2 separate regions of the Homo sapiens genome follow, and region 1 is linked to region 2. The links are chromatin loops, found by intact Hi-C in ENCODE. Cell type or tissue: heart left ventricle. All regions are shown on one strand. Each heading gives the region's core, and the rest is flanking DNA. Links, peaks and the distances in the headings are about the cores only. Region 1 has its middle 13 kb from the start of ZNF174. Region 2 overlaps OR1F1 (olfactory receptor family 1 subfamily F member 1).

What was found. A loop is a pair of places that touch in the nucleus more often than their neighbours do. Peaks named below come from ENCODE experiments on the same cell type or tissue, not always from the same donor. Only the 100,000 strongest peaks of a DNase experiment are listed, where the experiment ranks them.
Region 1: it touches region 2 in a loop (2.1-fold over the local background); 4 of 110 quality-filtered maps call a loop at or near these places.

The regions. Positions count from the first base shown.
Region 1 is chr16:3,412,400-3,415,307 of GRCh38, reverse strand. No RefSeq gene overlaps it. Among named protein-coding and RNA genes, the nearest start is that of ZNF174, 13 kb to the right of the region's middle. In heart left ventricle, for the core only: no CTCF peak of the experiment used is centred there; a DNase peak (open chromatin) is centred at 1,371.
Region 2 is chr16:3,193,490-3,196,397 of GRCh38, reverse strand. All of the region lies in intron 3 of OR1F1 (olfactory receptor family 1 subfamily F member 1), which reads right to left. It also overlaps the pseudogene TRK-CTT14-1. Among named protein-coding and RNA genes, the nearest start is that of TRP-AGG1-1, 3.0 kb to the right of the region's middle. In heart left ventricle, for the core only: no CTCF peak of the experiment used is centred there; no DNase peak of the experiment used is centred there; H3K27me3 peaks cover 2,500 bases.

The DNA.
Region 1 (2,908 bases), core at 269-2,768, 220 kb before region 2:
CAAGTGATCGCCCTGGCAAGAGAATGTTTGGGGGTGGCATAAAGACCTTCCTACCTTTGGCTGGGCGTAGTGGCTCACGCCTGTAATCCCTGCACCTTGGGAGGCCAAGGCGGGTAGATCACCCATTTGAGACCAGCCTAACCAACATGGAGAAACCCTGTCTCTACTAAAAATACAAAATTGGCCGGTTGTGTGTAATCCCAGCTACTCGGGAGGCTGAGGCAGGAGAATTGCTTGAACCCAGGAGGCGGCAGTTGCGGTGAGCTGAGATCGCGCCATTGCGCTCCAGCCTGGGCAACAATAACGAAACTCCATCTCAAAAACAAAACACAAAACATAACAAAAAAACAAAACGAAACAAAACAAAAACCTTTCTATCTTTATAAATTAGATCCTTCCTCAGTCACTTGTTATTGTGCCATTTCTGTTTTAACATTTCTTTTAGGAGCTGTGTGGTTGCAGTTTTGCCTTTGTGTAATTATTTGATTCAGATGTGTTCCTTGCTGGAGACTAGGCTTTTTTCTTTTTTCTTTTTTTTTTCCCCCGAGATACAGTCTCCCTCTGTCACCCAGGCTGGAGTGCCGTGGTGTGATCTTAGCTCACTGCAACTTCCGCCTCCTGGGTTCAAGCAATTCTCCTGCCTCAGCCTCCCTGAGTAGCTGGGACTATAAGCGCACGCCACCACGCCCAGCTAATTTTTTTTTTTTTTTTTTTTTTTTTTTTTTTATATTTTTGTTAGAGACGAGGTTTCACCATGTAGGCCAGGCTGGTCTCGAACTCTTGACCTCAGGTGATCCGCCCACCTCAGCCTCCCAAAGTACTGGGATTACAGGCGTGAACCACCGCGCCCGGCCTGGAGACTGGGCTTTCTAAGAGACCATGAGCATCGTCCGGGTTCACCATATTGCCTCCAGCCCCTATTGGTGCCTGGCGTGTTGTGGACAGTCAATAAATATTTGTCATTTGCGTGAACAAGCTTAATGAATGAACCCCAGGACACCCTTTGAGGTTCAACAGTCTCAGGCAAGCAACAGCTCAGCAGTACGTGGAGCCCACGAAAACCACAATTCCCAGAGGGCTCCGTGGCTGCCCGGCCTCCTCTTCACCCTGACAGCTGTGCCAGGCAATGGAAGGTGAGAATTCCTCGGGCTGGGCGCCAAGCAGCCCACTCAGAGGGGACTCTTTCAGGTATTTCCTGTCGAGGCCCCGCCCCTCACCCTAGGAGCGTTCTATCCTCCGGTGGCGATTTCCGGAAAAGCCTACCTGGAACATCCGGCCACAGGGCTCGCTCAGCTGCAGGGTCCTTACCTGTCTATTCCTGCCCGTTGTCCCTGGGTGACCCCGGGAATGGGGGCATGTGACTCCCCGGGGGACCGCGTTCCCTCCCTCCCAGCACGTCCCAGGCCCAGAGGAGGAGGCGGCTTCACCCTGGCGGGGGCTTGCCCTCAAACCTATCGGGCACTGACCCTTGGAGGAGGGCTCCCGGGTGCAGTGTTGAGGCGGGAAGGCAGAGATCTGCATTGAGAGGGTTTCGTTGCGATCTGCATTGAGAGGGCAACTGCAGCCAAGTAGAGCCATGTTTTGCTTTGAGAAGGTTTAAGAGGAATTCATCTAGCCAGTGAGGTCAGGGAGTCACTGTCTCACTGCTGTTTTCTTTTTTTTGAGACGGTGTTTCACTCTTGTGACTTCCAGTCTCTGGTTGCAAATATAAGGAGCTTGAAAGTTGTCACTCCATTCTAATGACAAATAAAAAGCTGAACAACCCGAAAAACCCAACAATTCTTCTGTAAGAGAAGTGAGGTCACAGGGCAAACAGCCACCCCAAAATTTGTAGAGACAGACTGGTGGATACGGAGAATCACAATCTATTGGAGCAGCTGAGGTCCTCTGGCAGACCATGCATGGGTACGGGGGCTGAGAGGAAACTTACATCTGAGTACAGGACCTTGGGTTCTTGTAGCCATTGGACCCTTCCTGGTCCTCTTGGCCTGGAGTTGAGCCTTATACCAAAGGAAGGCTATGCTTGGGGATGGTCTGTTGCCCAGGCTGGAGTGCAATGGTGCGATCTCAGCTCACTGCAACCTCTACCTTCCTTCAGCCTCGCCTCCCGGGTTCAAGAGATTCTCATGCCTCAGCCTCGTGAGTAGCTGGGACTACAGGCGCACACCACCACACGCGGCTAATTCTTTTTTTTTTTTTTTTTTTTGGTACAGACAGGATTTCACCATGTTGGCCAGGCTGGTTTTGAACTCCTGGCCTCAAATGATCCGCCTGCCTCGGCCTCCCAAAGTCCTGGGATTGCAGGTGTGAGCCACTGCGCCTGACCCCAACCCTTATAATTAAGTAGAAATCTATGGTCCTTCTCTTTTAGGAGAGATGCTCTTTGACTAACTTGATTCAAGATGGATATGTGCGGTGGGTTGAGTCATGGCACCCCAAATGTGTCCACATCCTAATACTTGGAACCCATTAAGTTTACCTTATATGGCAAAAGGGGCTTTGCAGATGTTATTAAGTTAAGGATCTTGAGATAGGGAGATTATTCTGGATTATGCCGGTGGGCCCAACATCATAACGGTCCTTATACAAGGCAAGCAGGAAGGTCATAGTCAGAGGAGAATGCGGTGGAATGAGATTGGAGTGATGCACTTTGAGGGTGGAGGCCAAAGGATGTGGGTGGCTGTTAGAAGCTGAAAAAGTCAAGGCAAGAGATTCACCCCTCAGAGCCTTCAGAGGAACCAGCCTTGCCGACAGCTTGATTTTGGCTGAGTGAAATCAATTTCAGATTTCTGACCTCTAGAACGATAAGGTTGTGGGTTTTTTTTTTTTTTTTTTTTTTTTTTTTTTGAGACGGAGTCTTGCTCTGTAGCCCAGGCTCTGGAGTGCAGTGGTGCAAACTCGGCTCACT
Region 2 (2,908 bases), core at 229-2,728:
TAATAATAATAATATTTTTACTTTAAAACTTTAATGGCCCCGATTAGCATCTCCTAAGTCTTGCTAAACGTTACTAACCTTCATCCAAAAACTTTCACTGGGCAAAGACCTGAGAGTACTCCATGTCTCAACCTTCTCTGCAGCCTAGGGCTGCAAAGGAAAAGGAAACATGTGCTCAACACAGGGCTCAAACCCACGACCCTGAGATTAAGAGTCTTGTGCTCTACCGGCTGAGCTAGCTGGGCATAACTGCAAGGTTTTCTGATAATGGAGTGTGTGCTCACCACTTGACATGAACGTGAGGATGAATCAGGCAGTGCCACCAACTGCTCGCTGGGTCCTGCCCTTCCCAGGAGAAGAGAAAGTCCACCAGGAGAGACGTGACCCACGCGTCCTGCTGGCGGGTGGCACAGAGACTCTGGGGTCCTGGAAGCCCCAGGCAGGGGCTCAGTGACCAAACCCACCTGGTGGGGCTGCGCACCCAGGTGGGAGGGTACATCCCACCCTATGTTCTCAGTCCCAAGGTGTGCCCAGATGTACTGGGGGCCACATTGCCCAATAAAGTAATTCATGCTCTCAAATATGTATTGAGCACCTCTGTGTGCCAGGCACTGGGGATATAGCAGTTAACAAAATGGACTTTCAAAACAGAAAAAGAAAGAGGGTGGATTCTGTATCAGAGGTAGTTGCTGGTCTTCACTTCTTTTTTTTTTTTTTTTTTGAGTTCCACTCTGTCCCCCGGGCTTGTAATACAATGGTGTGATCTCTGCTCACTGCAACCTCCAACTCCCGGGCTCCAGCGATTCTCTTGCCTCAGCCTCCCGAGTAGCTGGGATTACAGGCCACCCCCACCACGCCCGGTTAATATTTTTGTATTTTTAGTAGAGACAGGGTTTCACCATGTTAGCCAGGCTGGTCTCGAACTCCTGACCTCAGGTAATCTCCCGGCCTTGCCTCTCTGAGCCACCGCGCCGGGCCCTGTTTCCTTTCTCACTGGGATGGACGCCCGCATTTGAAGCTAGTGCGTCGTTTAACCCGCACACAAGTCGCGGTAGCTGTTTTGGTTTGTTTGTTGTTTTGTTTTTTGCCTTTTTTTCTGTTTTCTTTTCTTTTCTTTTTTTAATAGTAAACGCAATTAGCACAATGAGTTACCTGTCTTTTTAGGGAGGATTCTCTCCTGTTTCCGTAGCGGCAGGAAGAGAAGGAACGGTTGGGGGGAGAGCGCCGGAGGCGCAGGGTCTGAGATTGGGTCCAGGACCCGGGCTCTGAGCAAGAAGCACCCTCCTGGGCCGGGATGCGCTTCCCGGAGCACGGCTGGCATTGTGCTCCGGGGGACACGGGGCCTTCCGCCACCAGAGTGCTCACTGAGTGACACGCCAATCTGGACAGCACTTGCTGGACCCCAAATCCTGGACCGATGCCAAGACTCCACCCTCGAGGTCTTTCATGCCCAGGAGTCACTATCAGAAGTCACAGAAGAAGGGCGGTGGCTCACGCCTGTAATCCCAGCATTTTGGGAGGCCGAGGCAGGAAGATAACTTGAGCACAGGAGTTCCAGACCAGCCTGAACAACATAGCGAGACCTAAATCACTCACGATCATAAACCACATTAAGTCCACATGATCATCTGCCCACCTCACTTCCAATTCCGCAAGTGCCCCCCTTAAATTCCAAAAGAGACCTCTGTTTTCTCCTGTTCCTGTTTACTTTTGATCTGCATATTTTTCCATTTTACTAGAATCTTTTTTCTCCCCTCCTCTCCTCTGGCCCGAGTGCCAAGAGCCTTTGGCACTGATCATACACAAACATCTGGGGCCTCAGAGTCGCTGCTTGTTTTGTAAAGTGTCATACATCTCTCCCGTGGGGGATATCCAAGTCAACCAGGATAGATTGAACGTTCTTTTCTGAGGTTGAGCAACATTAATGAAACAAACTGTATTCAATTCATCCCCTATTCATGGTCATCTCCCTTCCCGTTTTTGAACAAAATTACTGCAATAAAACATCCTTGTACATACATGGTACTCTTATTTCTATGAAATGGAACGTGTGGGCCAAAGAGGTGTGTATACAAGGGGTGCTTTCTAAAACAGAAAGACAAACCAAACCAAACAAACAAACCAAAACAGAAAACCAGCCTCCAACATTTTCCCACTTTGATATATACAAAAGCTGTACATTGCTTTTTCTTGTCCCTTTGATGTGGAGAGAGGTAAGTAAAATCTTCACTCTTCTCATCCTAGAGAGAGAGGAGATTGTGTGTCTTGTTTAATGCCCTGTTTTTCTTCCAAATTCATGCCGTTTCTTCTTATTCTTGCAAAGTTTTTCTACTTATGTGTCTCCATGCTTTGTCCTTTTTAAAAGGCGTGATACCTTACCCCAAGTCACCTACGGTCGGTGTTGTCTTACCCCAGGTGGAACTCGAACCCACAATCCCTGGCTTAGGAGGCCAGTACCTTATCCATCAGGCCACTGGGGCAGTTACCACGTGCCCTACTGAGAATATTAAAAGACAGAATAACTTATCGCGGGTGGCTAGAAAATGACCCTAGAATTGGTTTGGGCATTTATTCAAGGAAGTATGCCAGCTTGAGCAACATAGCGAGACCCCGTCTCTACAAAAATTTTAAAATTAGCCGGTTGTGGTTGCGCTCGCCTGTAGTCCCATCTACTTGGGAGGCTGAGGCTGGAGGATCGCTTGAGCCTAGGAAGTGGAGGCTGCAGGGAGCCGAGATGGCGCCACTGCACTCCAGCCTGGGCGACGGGAGTGAGATCCTGTCTCAAAAAAAATAGTCTTAGCCCAGTTCTTGCAACGCAGCAGCCTCCATTCGGGTCGCCGGGGACGCCATAGTGAACGAGAGAAAACTCCCATTCCCCGTAGAGCTCTGCAGTCTGCGTCCTCGCGCC